2 separate regions of the Homo sapiens genome follow, and region 2 is linked to region 1. Evidence: chromatin contacts called from ENCODE Hi-C or POLR2A ChIA-PET data. All regions are on one chromosome and are shown on one strand. The core of a region is the stretch at or near the end of the contact, and the rest is flanking DNA. Distances in the headings are between cores, read along the strand shown. Region 1 has its middle 83 kb from the start of RAMP3. Region 2 has its middle 140 kb from the start of RAMP3.

Region 1 (6,599 bases), core at 1,395-3,894:
ATTCAGTAACAAAGTTTAAGGTCTCACACAGTAAAAATCAATTTGCTTCTGTATTTGGGAAGAAGTAAAAACAGCATTGTTGTCCTTAAGAAATTATTGTTACAGGAAGGAGAGTTCTACCCCTTGTTACCGTAGCCTCTCGTGTGGCTGCAGCGACACAGAAATTGGAGCCTGGTGGAGGAGTGTGGCTCTGCTCCTCTACTGCCGGCCTCACCCGACCCAGGAGGTCACCGTGCTGGGTGACTCAGCTCCTGGCCTTTCAGAGGGCAAAGTGGTCTGGAGAGCTGTCAGCTGGTCCTCAGATATCCCATTTGTTGAGGTCTGGCCCCACATGGCATGCTCCAGCACACATCGTTTTTGTCAGATGTTCCTGAGAGTTGGATGCCCAGGTGGGAGAGGCTTGGAAGGCAACCACGCCCACCACCCATTTGGATGACGCTCCTCCTCTCTGAGCCCTCCAGGTAATCACAGCTGTCAGCTTTGGCTGTGCCCAACTGCTCCCTGGGTCTCCTTCAGCCTTCTCTGTTGTCTCTTCTTTAAGAACAAGGTGTTCTTCCGAGCAGACCAGTTCTCCATCAGGCACCAAGGAGTCCCTCCATGAGGCCCGACAGACACACATCTGCTCTTTTCCCACCGAGTTCACCCACTGTCCCGTGCTCATGCCCATTTCTGATGTCCATCCTTGCTAGTCATTCCTTAGGCTCTTCCACTATTCAAATCATTTCACTAAGGAGTTCTGGTCTTTCAAATATCTTTTCTTTTAAAGACTTTTTCTGTTATTTAGGTTGACATATCTACCTGCCTACCTACCTTCTACCTTCTAGCTGTATTTATCCAGTATTTCCATTTTTGTTTCAAACTATGCATTCATTGTTCATGAGGACTGAAAAGAATCGAATTTGGATTTGCAGTGACCTGCATTTGTGATTTCAGACTTTGTTCTTTAGGTTTCTCCCCATCGTTGCTGCACATTTCTCTCCTCTGCCCTGGCTCTCTCTTCTCTCTACCTTTGAGGCTCCATGAAAAATTCACCCCCCACAGGTTCCACTGTAAATAGGCTCTCGGGAGGTGTCGGTCTGTGGCAGGCCAATTCTCCGACAGTTACACAGACAAATTTCCACAGCACTGCCTTAACATTGAGCAAATAATTAAACCTGGGGAAACTGATGCCCAGACATCAAAGCTAGAAAGGAAACATATGGTCAGTAGGAGCCTTGCACAGACTTTTCCCTAACCTGGAGCAAGTCAAAATAACGGAGACAGCCTTCCATTCCTCGTGCCAGGACCTGTCTCAGGTCGGCAAAATCTGAGATGAGTCAAGGGAACACAGGCAGCTGTTTAAATAGATTTATTAGAGAATTGAAGGCAGCTGTCCTGACCAAGCTGTAAATGAGATAGCTAGAAATAATCACTCCGGTACCACAGTCCTCACTAATTAGAATTTAGGAGACAGGCCTTGAAGGTACTAGGGCCCTCACAGCCTGATCAGACTTAGAAAGCATTTTTTTTTTGGCCTCTGACCTTCTAGTTAAAACAAAATTAGTTACCTGTAGACTTAGGCAAATGTGATACCGCTCATAGGCACATGACCCTAACCTGTATAAGCACTAAGAAAATTGTAACACTTTGAGTTGGTCTGGTGGAATTATCTCTGGCCTTCTCCCTATAGCTGGTTACAGCAATAAATTCCCTTCTTTCCTAGTTTGTCTGCTTCTCATTACTGGGCCATAAGAAAACTCAGCCGGACTCAGTTTTGTTCCTGGAACAAGTCCACAGGGAACAACCTTTTTTGCTGAAAGTGAACTGTGGGCCCAGCTGTGTCTTGCTGCTGGGAACATCATGGGGACTGGTCTAGCCCCCTCAGCGCCCTGGCCTGGTTGAGCCTCCTCTTCTGGGCAAATATGCCTTCAGCATCTCAGAAGAGATACATTCCATTGGTTACTCATTCCCGTGGAGTGGGTTCTCCTGCCTGACAGCTTCACCAAGAGTCTGGGAGTGGTGCCAGTTGCCACGGACGGGCTACAGGCTCATCCCTGAGTCAGCCACCATTCAGAGTGAAGGGAGTTCATGGTGGGCACAGCCCTGAGCTAGGGGATGGGGTCAGCCCTCGGGACACAGGCACTGGGGATGCCAGGCAGGGAAGAACACGTCTTAACTTCTAGAGGGAAGTGTAAAGTGGACAACCTTTTTGTGCACAATTCAACTTCTTTCTTAAATTGGCCCCCTTGCACTGCTAATGTATACTCTCTTTTTTCTTTGCTTAAGAAGATATAGTCCAAGCACTGCTGGGAAAATATTTTGTTTCTTTGATATTCACAAGAAAATTTCCTTTTGCACACACAAAATATAAAGTCAATAGTTCTTTTATTCATATTTTTAGAAGTCAAGATGTTTTCTTATTTTTATTTTTTAAGGAGTGAATTTCAAAATGTTGAAAAGTCATGTTCTCATATTTGGTTGTGAGCTCTTTAAATATAGTAATTTATGGAGGAGGAGGTCTAGTTGGGTGTTAGTCAATATTATTTCAAAATTATTACAAAATTATTACTTAAACATTCCTTCACTATGTAAGCACAATAATCGCATCTAAGTGCAGCCGCCACTACCCCTCACTGGGCGGGACTCCTGGGCCCAAGGCTGTCTCTGTCAACTCCTGTCTCATTTCCTGGGGGCCCCGCCCTTAGCGGTTTTCCAGTAGATATAAATGTTATTTGCTCTATTGTTATATCTATTTTATTAAAAGCAAAACTTCCTCAGTTTCCTGCTAGCTTGTTTTTAAAAAAGGTTTCTACAATTTATACAACATTCCATTTAAGAGTTTTTTTCTGAGTTAGGAAAGGAAGTCTCCCCTTCCGCTTGGTTCAGAATTAGAGAGACACTCCCCTGCCCCACCTCACTGAAATTCATTTGTTTATCTCATTATTTCAGCTGCAGTTTTCTAGAGATATGCAAACCACCAGAGTAAAAATTATTAAATGAGAATGTCCCCCAGCAATTAAGGGGAGCAACGTGGGGGAAGGGTAAGTGCATTCACTAGGGGAGACAGCCTGCCTTCCTATGATAGCGGGAAAATGGCATTGGATAATCCCTCCCAAGTCTTATTTCTGGGAAAAATTAATATCTTTGACACTAAGCTTATTGGTTTCTAGTCTTTACCTCTTAATTTATCTTTCTTCCCAAGATTTGTCCTTAAACAAAGCAGATAATAAAGTACACATGATGCGATGGCAGTGTGAACAATTCAGGACGTGAAATAGAATTCCACCATCCAGGTGAGCAAGGCTCATGACTGAAATGGCACTCGGGCAGCCCCAGCAGCAGGGCTGGGGTGAGCCTGACAGGAGCAAGGACCCTCGGAGAGTCTCCCCATGCCCAGGTGGGATGCCCAGGGAAGAGAGGGTGTCCCAGAGGGGCTGGAGCTGAGAGGAGAGTACAGAGACCAGACCATGTGGACAGGTTTGGAGCTTGCTGGTAAGAAGAAGACCACCAAGGATGCTTGAACAGAGAGGTGAGCTTGGAGATCAGACCATGCTGATGGGCTTGGAGGGGCAGGCAGGGATAGAGAGTGTTCAAGGCATGTGTGAACAGAAGGTGAAGAGAGAGCAGCCTTAGGGAGGGAGTGGGTCCAGCCGTCGGGGAAGGAGCATCCCTGAGAAGGCAGGCAGAAGTGCGAGGTGGAGGCCAGGTGGTGTGGATGGGGCAGGGATGATTCAGCAGAGTTGATAGGAGGGCCACACCCTGCCCAAGGGCGGTGGAGGGGAAGGGAGCTTCCAGTCTTTGATTGTACTCCAGGGACATGGAAAGACTTGCTCTTGGGTCTTTGCCGGGGAAATGGTTATAAGGGCCAGCATGGGGCGAAGTGGATCCTGGTGATCCCTGGTGGCAAGTGACCAGTGGGCCAAGCCCTTGGAGGAACAAAAGAAGTTACTTTAAGGGAGCAGGGGCGGGGAAGGAATTTTGCCTGGAGGTGCCTGACACCCTGGCATGGAGAGCAGGTGGGGCACCCCATGCCTTGAGAACTGGGGTCCACACATTAAGGATGGCTCTGGGAGTGAGCAGGATGGAGGAGGGGTGTGGAGCCGCCTTCTGAGAAGCTTGCCCTGTGGCTTTTTCTTCCGTCTCCCTTCAGTCTCTGAGTGCTGTTTGGCCCCAGCAGGTGCCTTGCTTGTCTCTCTGTTGAGCACAGCAAACCCCTTCCCTCGTTGTCCACTCAGCCACCTCGAATCACCATGGAGCCTGCCTGAATGGCCACTTGCTGGGGTTCCTGGTTGGACCTAGCTGGTGAGGCCCCACCACTGCCTCCCTATGATGCTGATTGCAACAGAAACCACTGGCAAAATAAAAGTACAATTACCCAAGGACTCAGAGAAGTAAACAAAGCCACTGAATGTGGAATAGTCAAAACTTGATTTAGAGACCCACAGAGTGAGTTAGTTCCCCATGTTTTTTTCTTTGCTCTCTCATTCTGAACCCAAGGGCTGGTTCCAGGTGCAGAAATGTGCAGTGGCAGCAGAGACCAAAACTCCAACAGAAACCCCGTCTTTCCAGCCAAAGGAAGAAGGATAGGGCCTCTAGTTCCCATGAATGCGGAAGATCTTTGCTCTCCCTCTTTGCTGGAGCTGTGGAGCTTTGTGCTGAGCTGATGTTAGCAGTTACAGCTCTGAAAGAAACCCTGCCCTCTCCACTCAGCCAAACCAGGAAAAGGAGCCCTGGCAGGAGGGTCCCTCACCTCTGTGGAGGGCTGCAGTCCAGGGCTCACCTCTGAGCTGTGCGTATGTAAGACAGAGCAAAGGCTTTGCAAGCTGAGCAGAGATCAGAGCCACTGAAGGAAGTGAGGAGAGCGGATGGCTGGAAGCCGCTTGGACTGGCTGCCTGAAAGCAAGCAAGCAAGCAAGCAAGCAAGCAAGCAAGCAAGCAAGCAAGCAAGCAAGCAAACAAACAAACAAACAAAAAACAGCATCCTCTAGGGGGATCTAGAGTCTAGATGACATAATATTAAAATGTCCAGGACTCTATTCTGAGGAGGTGACACTGATGGCCAGACCTAAAGCTCAGAAGGTGAAGGGTATGCTTGTCAGGCGCACAGCCTGGGCAAAGACCCTGAAGTGCTGGTTGGTGAAGTGCGCTGAGGTCTCTACAACAGGCAAGGCTGAACAGGGCCTGGTTGGCTCAGCCCTGTGGGTGTGGTGAATGGGTGCTGGCTCCAGGCTGCAGCTACCTACCTGTGTCCTGCAGGGCCCAGGAGGTGGTGCCCATTCTCTGCTCTAGGTAAGGGCATACCTTCTGGTGTGTTACCCTCCAGCTGTTTGCTTTTTTTTGGACAGGCTGTTCTTGTCACTGGAGTGGTAAAGTGCAGAGAGCCCATTGAGCCTGGGAGACGGAAGAAAGGGGGCCACCTGTCCTGGTTGGTTCTACACCCTCTGTCACTGTGCCCGGGCAAGTGTCCCCTGAGGGTCATCAGGCTCACAGGGCTGAGCTAAGTGTTCTGATCCAAAACCTCCTAGGAAGGACAAATGTCTGCTGTACTCACATTTCCCCGGGACCTTACCGAAAAGGCGCTGAGGGATACTAGGTTCCTCATGTGTGTGTGCACATGTGTGTGCATGTGTGTCTGTGTGTATTTGAGTGTCTGTGTATGCATGTCTCTGTGTTTTTTTTGTGTACGTGTGTCTGGGTGTATCTCTGTGTGGATGTTTGCGTGCATCTGTGTCTGTGCATGAGCATGGTGTGTGTCTTTGTGTGTGTGTGTGTGAGTGCATGTTCATGTGCATCTGTGTGTCTGTGCCCACATACATGCATGCCTCCGTGTTTCTGTGTGTGCTTTGCATGTGCGTGTATGCCTCTGTATGTAGGACTTGGACGCAGACATTTGGGATTATAAGTAAACTCTCCAGCTGACAAGCCTCCTGCCACATCCAGTCTGTGTTAAATCAGCACACTATCCTCATAGTAAAATTCACCTGCTTCCTTAGCCTGGGATGACTTTATTCCCATCCCCCGCTGTCACTGTGCATGTGTGTTGACCTCCCTCTGACTGGACCAGGGCTAGATGTCAGGGCTGAGCAGAAACAGCAATGGAGCAGGCATGAAGAAATGTTGGATGAATGGAGTTTTCATAACTCAGGAATTCAGTCAAGGGAGAAAATAGTTATGGTTTTTAATTAAACTTCAAATTCACATTTTCTCGAATACCTGCTAAACTGCCCTTGCCACACTCTTAGTTTTCTATCCTCAGTGTGTGTCACATACTGGTACTTGGTAAATGTTTCTGTAAGTGGATAAATAAACAGGGATCTAGGAATGGAGAGCAGAACTAAAGTCCCATAACACAGGAGCTATAAAAGCAGCCAGGAAGCAGGGGATCCCGCAGAGGAGCAGAAGTCTTTTAGGCCTTAGTGCCTGCTCTGTGGTCAGTAAAAACACATAGTTGGAATGCAAACAGTCTTAGCGGCTATGGTGGGAAAAGGTCAGACTGGGCTCTGAGTGATCATGACCTGACCATTCACCTGGAGGTTCCTGACTGCCCTAAGCCTTGGAATTAATGAAGTGACACAGACGAGAGCATGCTTGATAAATGCTGTTTGGGTCTGACTCTAATT
Region 2 (6,599 bases), core at 1,453-3,952, 52 kb after region 1:
ATAAGCCACTTTCATACCTGCCTACTAATGTATGGACTTCAGAGTAATGTGGCCTATATAGATTTTTTCAGGATTGTTCCTTTGTTTGTTGTTGTTTTTCTCCCATCCTCCCCCACTATTTTCTCTTCACAGGACATGAGACTTCACAATCTGCTAAAGATGAGTGTTAACCATCCTCGTCATGAGAGATCAGATGAAATCTGAGACCAGGGACTTATTTTGTTGTAAAATGCTTTCTCCAAAATATTTTAAAAAAGAAAAGGGGGGAAATGTGAAAGAAAAATAACTCTTGGGGCCCCCAAATCAACAAGCTAAAGGGAAAAGTCAAGCTGGGAACTGCTTAGGGCCAACCCTCTCTCCCATTCTATTCAAAGTCACCCCTCTGCTCACTGAGATAGATGCATATCTGATTGCCTCCTTTGGAAATTCTAATCAGAAACTCAAAAGAATGCAACTGTTCACCTGAAAGCCCTCTCCTTGCTTTGAGTCTTCCTGCCTTTGCTTCAAGTTGTCCCGCCTTTTCAGACCGAATCAATGTACTTCTTACATATGTTGACAGATGTCTCATGTCTCCCTAAAATGTAAAAAACTAAGCTGTGCCCGGACCACCTTGGACACATGTTGTCAGGACTTCCTGAGGCTGTGCCACCTGCACGTCCTCAAGCTTGGCAAAATAAACTTTCTAAATTAACTGAGACCTGTCTCAGATTTTCTGGGTTCACATTTATTACCACAAAGAGTCTGTTTTTTCAGTCTTATGACATCTATTTGAAAGTTAATGCTAATCAGTTGTGCCCAAACTCCAAAAGAGAGGGGGTAGATTGAGGACTGTCCCACCTCCCTGTCATGGCTGGGAATTCAGTTTTCCAGGTTTCTCTGGGGTCCTCTTGGTCCAGAGGGGCTCTGTTCAGTTGGTTGGGGGGGCTTAGGATTTTATTTTTGGTTTACATTCCTATGTGTTTTTGAGTGTTTGTGGATTCAGTGCCTGTGATCTCCACGCGGGAAGGACTAGGCCCATCCTGTCCACCACAGCTCACATGAACCTGGGCTCAGCCTCATGCACAGAGTGAACACTCAAAAATCTGTTGGGTCATGACGTCAGAGGCATTTGAACCAGAGCAACTCCATCTTGAATAGGGGCTGGGTAGAATAAGGTTGAGACCAACTGTGCTGCATTCCCAGATTAGGCATTCTAAGTCACAGGATGAGATAGGAGGGTGGCACAAGATACAGGTCATAAAGACCTGATGATAAAACAGCCTGCAGTAAAGAAGCCAGCCAAAGCCCACCAAAACCAAGATGGTGATGAGAGTGACCTCTGGTCATCCTGACTGCCTATTATACACAAATTATAATGCATTAACATGCTAAAAGACACTCCCACCAGTGCCATGATAGTTTACAAATGCCATGGCAATGTCTGGAAGCTACTGTATATGGTCTAAAAGGGGGAGGAACCCTCAGTTCCAGGAATTGCCCACTTCTTTCTTGGAAAACTCATAAATAATCCACCTTGTTTAGCATATAATCAAGAAATAACTATAAGTATACTGAGCCACTGCTCTGCCTATGGAGTAGCCATCCTTTTATTCCTTTCTTTTTTCTTTCTTTTTTTTTTTTTTTTGAGACCGAGTCTCGCTCTGTTGGCCAGGCTGGAGTGCAATGGTACGATCTTGGCTCCCTGCAACCTCCACTTCCCGGGTTCAAGTGATTCTCCTGCCTCAGTCTCCTGAGTAGCTAGGATTACAGGCACGGCACCACTACCCCTGGCTAATTTTTGTATTTTTAGTAGTGACAAGGTTTCACCATGTTGGTCAGGCTGGTCACACACTCCTGACCTTGGGATCTGCCTGCTTTGGCCTCCCAAAGTGCTGGGATTACAGGCGTGAGCCACTGCGCCCAGCCTTATTCCTTTACTCTCTTAATAAGCTTGCTTTCACTTTACTCTATGGTCTCACCCCAAATACTTTTCTTGAGTAAGGCCCAAGAACCCTTTCTCGGGGTCTGGATTGGGACCCCTTTCTGGTAACAACAGCAAAGAGAGTATCTATTCCTAGAAATAAAATACGGGATAGATAATCTAGCCAGGAGAATGAAGGTTGAATATACATAGATTTTACTTGTGGACTTAGGGTTGATTTGAGTTAAATTTAGGAATTCAGGGGAAAAAAAGGACCCTTCATCTATTCCATTTGCTCTGGTTCTGACCACAATGGGGTCATTTGCAGAGCTGGTCACAAGCATGGCAGATGGTCTGTCTGCTTCACAATGTTGTACATGAAAGATTTAACATGAAACATGTAGCTTTAGGCAGATGATAAGGTCAAATACAGGTTAATCAGATTTTGGGCACCAATGTTGAGAAGGAAATTGACAGCACAGAAAGAAGGTGGGTTTGAGGACAGAGGTCAATCTGCACATATCATAGTACAATTTTCTTAAAAGTTCATTTAATCTCAGTTTCTTTCTATGTAAACAACACAGTTCTTGTGTGAGGATCCATTGAAATGTGAGAAATTACAGCAGAAAGAGCCATGGCTCTGCAGGCGAGGGTGCAGGCTGTGAGGCTGTGGAGTGCCCCTGAGGTTGTGTCTGTGGCCTCTGCAGTGGCTAACACACTATTTTCAGGCCCTGACTGACAGCATCCTGCAGCTGCCTGGCTTGGGGTATTTGGAAGGGCTCCAAACCCTTTTCTCAGTCACTCAAAGGAACTAGGCTAGAGGAGACTGTGGTGTGAGACGCGGTTAGAGGGAGGAGAGGGCTTTGTTCTTGGGCGTAGGAAGCTGGGCAGCCCTGTGTGTGGAGATGGATTGGTTCATCCCAACTGCTGGTGTGCTGAGAGGACAGGAGAGAGTGACTGCAGCTGTACCTGGAAGGGGCTTCTGTGTTCAGAAGATGACTGCAGTGAGGAGGGTTTCAGAGCAATCTTTCATCTTTCTGCTTCAAGCTCTGATGGCCTGGAGCCATCCCTCGGCACCCGCAAGTGGGGTGCTACTTTGGGAACCAGAGAGGAAGGCCAGGCATGTGTGTACACGTGTGTGTATATGCACGTGTGTGATGGTGCTTGTGTTTGTGCACACTGCAGTGTGTCTCAGTGGGTGTGTGCACAGGAGCGAGTGTGAGTGTGTACATGCCTATGAGTGTGAGTACATGAGTGTGTGTGAGTGCGTTTGTATGATTGAGTGTGTGAGTGAGTTTGCGTGCCCTCTCTGGCTGGCTGGCAGACACTGTGCACATTAAGTGTGCAAGTGCAGAGAGACTGAGAGGACATCACTTCCAAAGAGGGGAAGCTGGCCCCAGTGGAGGGTGGGGAATAGCAGGGAGGGTCAGGATCCCCATAGCCCAGGGCTGTAGGGGTTATGGAGGTACTGGTCAGTGTTAGGCCTTTGTGCTGGAAAAATCCATTCTTGCATACTCAGGGCTAAGTCTGGAGATTAAATATTCCAGCTCAGGGTCTTTTATTAGCCTTGGCAATGGCCCAGGAAAGGCCATGTCTTAGCACACTGAGTCTGAACTCATCTACTTTCTATTCACTCGACACCTGTTTATTGTCTGTCCACTTGCTAAGGCTTAGGGTTTCAGAAGTGAATAAGATGATGTCCTTGCCCTCAAGCGTCATACAGTCTGGTGAAGAACTCAGGTTCAAACAGTCTGATAAGCATTTTCTTGCTGTACTATTCAGGGTTTCTGAGAGAAACAGAGCCTATGGGAAGAGTGTCTGTGTGTGTAGATTTATTTTAAGGAATTGGCTCATGTGATTGCGGAGGCTGGCGAGTGTGAAATCTGCAGGGCAGACTGGCAGTCTGGAGACCCAGAGAGGGGTTGATATTGCAATTTTGACTTTTGAGGCCAAACGCAGCCTGGAGGAAGAGTTTCCTCTTCCTGGGGGACCTCAGTCTTTTCTCTAAGGCCTCAACTGATTGGATGAAGCCCACCACATTATGGAGGGTGGACTGCTTTACTCAAAGTCTGCTGATTTCAATGTTAATCTCATTTAAAAAACAGCCACACAACATCTAGACTGGCTTTTGACCAAATATTTGGGTACTGTGGCTCAGCCAAGTTGACATAAAACTAACCCTCCTACTTGCTGTGGTAGGAAACCATGAGAAGCCAAGTGTGGAGCCGTAGGGCGGGAGAGGCCATGTGAGTTGGGGGTCCAGGGAATCAGTGCCTGGTGGAGGATGGGACTAGCCACAGTAGATCAGGGAGTGGGAAGCAGAGGGCAGGCACTGCAAGGAGAGCAAGGCGGACTGCTAGCGCTGTGGTGCCAGTAGCGGGGGCAGGTGGCACCTGCAGCCTCCTAGCCCATGGCTCATGGGGGTGTGAAGGGGCTGATGGGGAAGCCCAGTTAAGCTGCAAGCTGGGGGAGCACTGTGCAGGGCATGGGAGGGAGATACCCTCAGATCAAAGGCTCCTGGCATTTAGAGAGGCCACATTCCCCCTTGCACATGTGTGTGTGAGCCTGGAGCTGGGTGGTATCATGTGTGCTTTTACACGATGTGCCTCAAGTTGGGAAGTCAAAGGTCTTTATGAATTGAGCTTATGAAAAACGTTGGCAGTACAGGGGAAAGTGTGTGTAGATGGGCTCTTTGGTATGCCCCCTCTGACCCTCCCAACATGGGTGACCCGGAGCCCGGCTATTTAACTTCTCTGAGTCTCAGTTAAATAGAGACCCTTGTAACATTTCACAGGGCATGGTGACATTTAATGGTGTCTGTGATAGTCCCTGGCATGTGGCCTGGCTGTGTCCCCAGCGATGGTGACAGTGTTCCTGGCAGCAAGGCCAGTGCGTTCAGTGTTGTTGCAGTGGCTTTACATGTCATTCCAAGTTTCCTGAGGAAACTCCATAGGAGTGTCTTAGGTGAATCCTTTGTTAATCCTGAAACAATGTTCTTGTGGAAACAGTGCAGAGTGCAGGCAAAGAACATGGAAGGTAAGGAAGACTTACAAACTGAGGGGTTCCCAGAAGCATGGTGGTCACTTACCTTATTTCCAAGGTTGTTGCACCTGGGACAGTGCTTTGTACCTAGTGGATGCACCATAGATATTTGTTAAACCAGCGTATACTAAGCAAGTGTGTTTGATATTTGTTAACCGTTTGGGGAACTCACATTGCAGGAAAAGCTTCAGGAGCTGAAGCTGCATGTGGTTGATGGTGGGATCCCTGCTCAGACATAGCACAGAGCTCAGCCCACGGAATGTATTTGGAGACTGCCCGGTGAAAGGGAAACCTAAAAATATGTGCGGACAGCCTCATTACTCAAATATCAACAAATACCAAGTTGCAGTCCTGGAAGAAGAGAATCTCATAAGCTTGAGCAGTAGTCCAAGAGGCATTTTAATAACACCTCCTGATTTTCCCGCAGCATATGGTCCTGGTAATTAGCACAGCTCCACATGGCTTCCCCTTGCTATAAGCCGGTGACATGACGCAAGAGAAATCAGCAGGACATTGCAGTTTATTTTGACTTAGAATGCATGCAGCTACATATGGCTTTAATAAGCTTTGAATTAATAATCCCTTTACCTCATTAATGTTTTTAAAGCAGGCTGTTCTGGTCTTTCCTGAAAGATAGGAAGACCAAAAATGTGGGATCAAAGCAGCTTTGCTGTAGTCCCAGTGCAGCTTTGCTCTGGTCCCCACGCATCTCAGGTCTCTAGAATGTCCGGTGTGCATCTCCACTGGGCACTAACTAGTGAATCTGTTGGCCTAGAGGGAAGTCTCTGATGGCCACCAGGCTCTGTCCCAGCCCGCGTCTTGATTAGCGTGTTTATCATAGCAAGGGGATTCATGAAATCTGCAGATAACATGGTGAAAGACCATTTATTTAGAGTCAAAATCTAAAATTATCTTGCCAACCTGGACAAATATCTCAGGATAAAATCTGTGAGGGAAAACTTTGAGGACTTTGATTGGGACCATTTGGCTTCAGAAAGTGTGAAAAGACTTGCTGTTAGAGAAAAGTGTTAGGCCAGTGGGATGCAGCTTTAAGAGAAGCCTGTGTCTTATACAAGGCAGACTCCATGGGGGTGTTGTGCATCATTCTGGGCAGCACTGTGTCTGGGAGATGTAAATCAGGAGGAGCGAGGACTGATGAGACAGACAAAAAAGAAAACCCATCCCAGCACTTTGGGAGGCCAAGGTATGCGGATCACAAGGTCAAGAGATCAAGACCATCCTGGCCAACAAGGTGAAACCTAGTCTCTACTAATACTACAAAAATTAGCTGGGCATGGTGGTGTGCACCTGTAGTCCCAGCTACTCAGGAGGCTGAGGCAGGAGAATCGCTTGAACCCGGGAGGCAGAGGTTGCATTGAACCGGGATTGCGCCACTGAACTCCAGCCTGGCAACAGAGCGAGACTCCATCTCAAAAAGAAAAGAAAAGAAAACCCAAAGCTTCTGGACACATCAACCCATCAACCTCTTTCTTCTCCTTGTCTCCTCAATGCCTGCCTAGGAGGAAACATCCCTGAAAGGGGTTTAAGCTTCCAATTGGTTGGTCTATTAGCTGTTCTGTTGATGAGAACACATTGCTGGTGGGAGCAGGCAGAGGATGGGGTGTCCACTCTTTAGGAGAGTCTTCCAGGGTTTCTA

What was found. A loop is a pair of places that touch in the nucleus more often than their neighbours do. ChIA-PET counts read pairs that join two places held with the same protein, here RNA polymerase II (POLR2A).
Region 2: a map of A673 shows a loop between it and region 1 (5-fold over the local background). The contact joins two enhancer-like sites. A Hi-C loop is called at or near these places in 2 of 168 maps with a recorded cell type or tissue (A673 and DLD1). POLR2A ChIA-PET finds 5 or more read pairs at or near these places in 1 of 52 experiments (OCI-LY7).

Annotation. Positions count from the first base shown.
Region 1 is chr7:45,237,712-45,244,310 of GRCh38, forward strand. No RefSeq gene overlaps it. Among named protein-coding and RNA genes, the nearest start is that of RAMP3, 83 kb to the left of the region's middle. RefSeq lists enhancers at 3,509-4,010, 4,011-4,510. Within about 2 kb of position 2,645, at least 4 of the 41 ENCODE cell types and tissues checked have a DNase peak (open chromatin) inside an H3K27ac peak, as active enhancers do.
Region 2 is chr7:45,289,989-45,296,587 of GRCh38, forward strand. No RefSeq gene overlaps it. Among named protein-coding and RNA genes, the nearest start is that of RAMP3, 140 kb to the left of the region's middle. Within about 2 kb of position 2,703, at least 2 of the 41 ENCODE cell types and tissues checked have a DNase peak (open chromatin) inside an H3K27ac peak, as active enhancers do.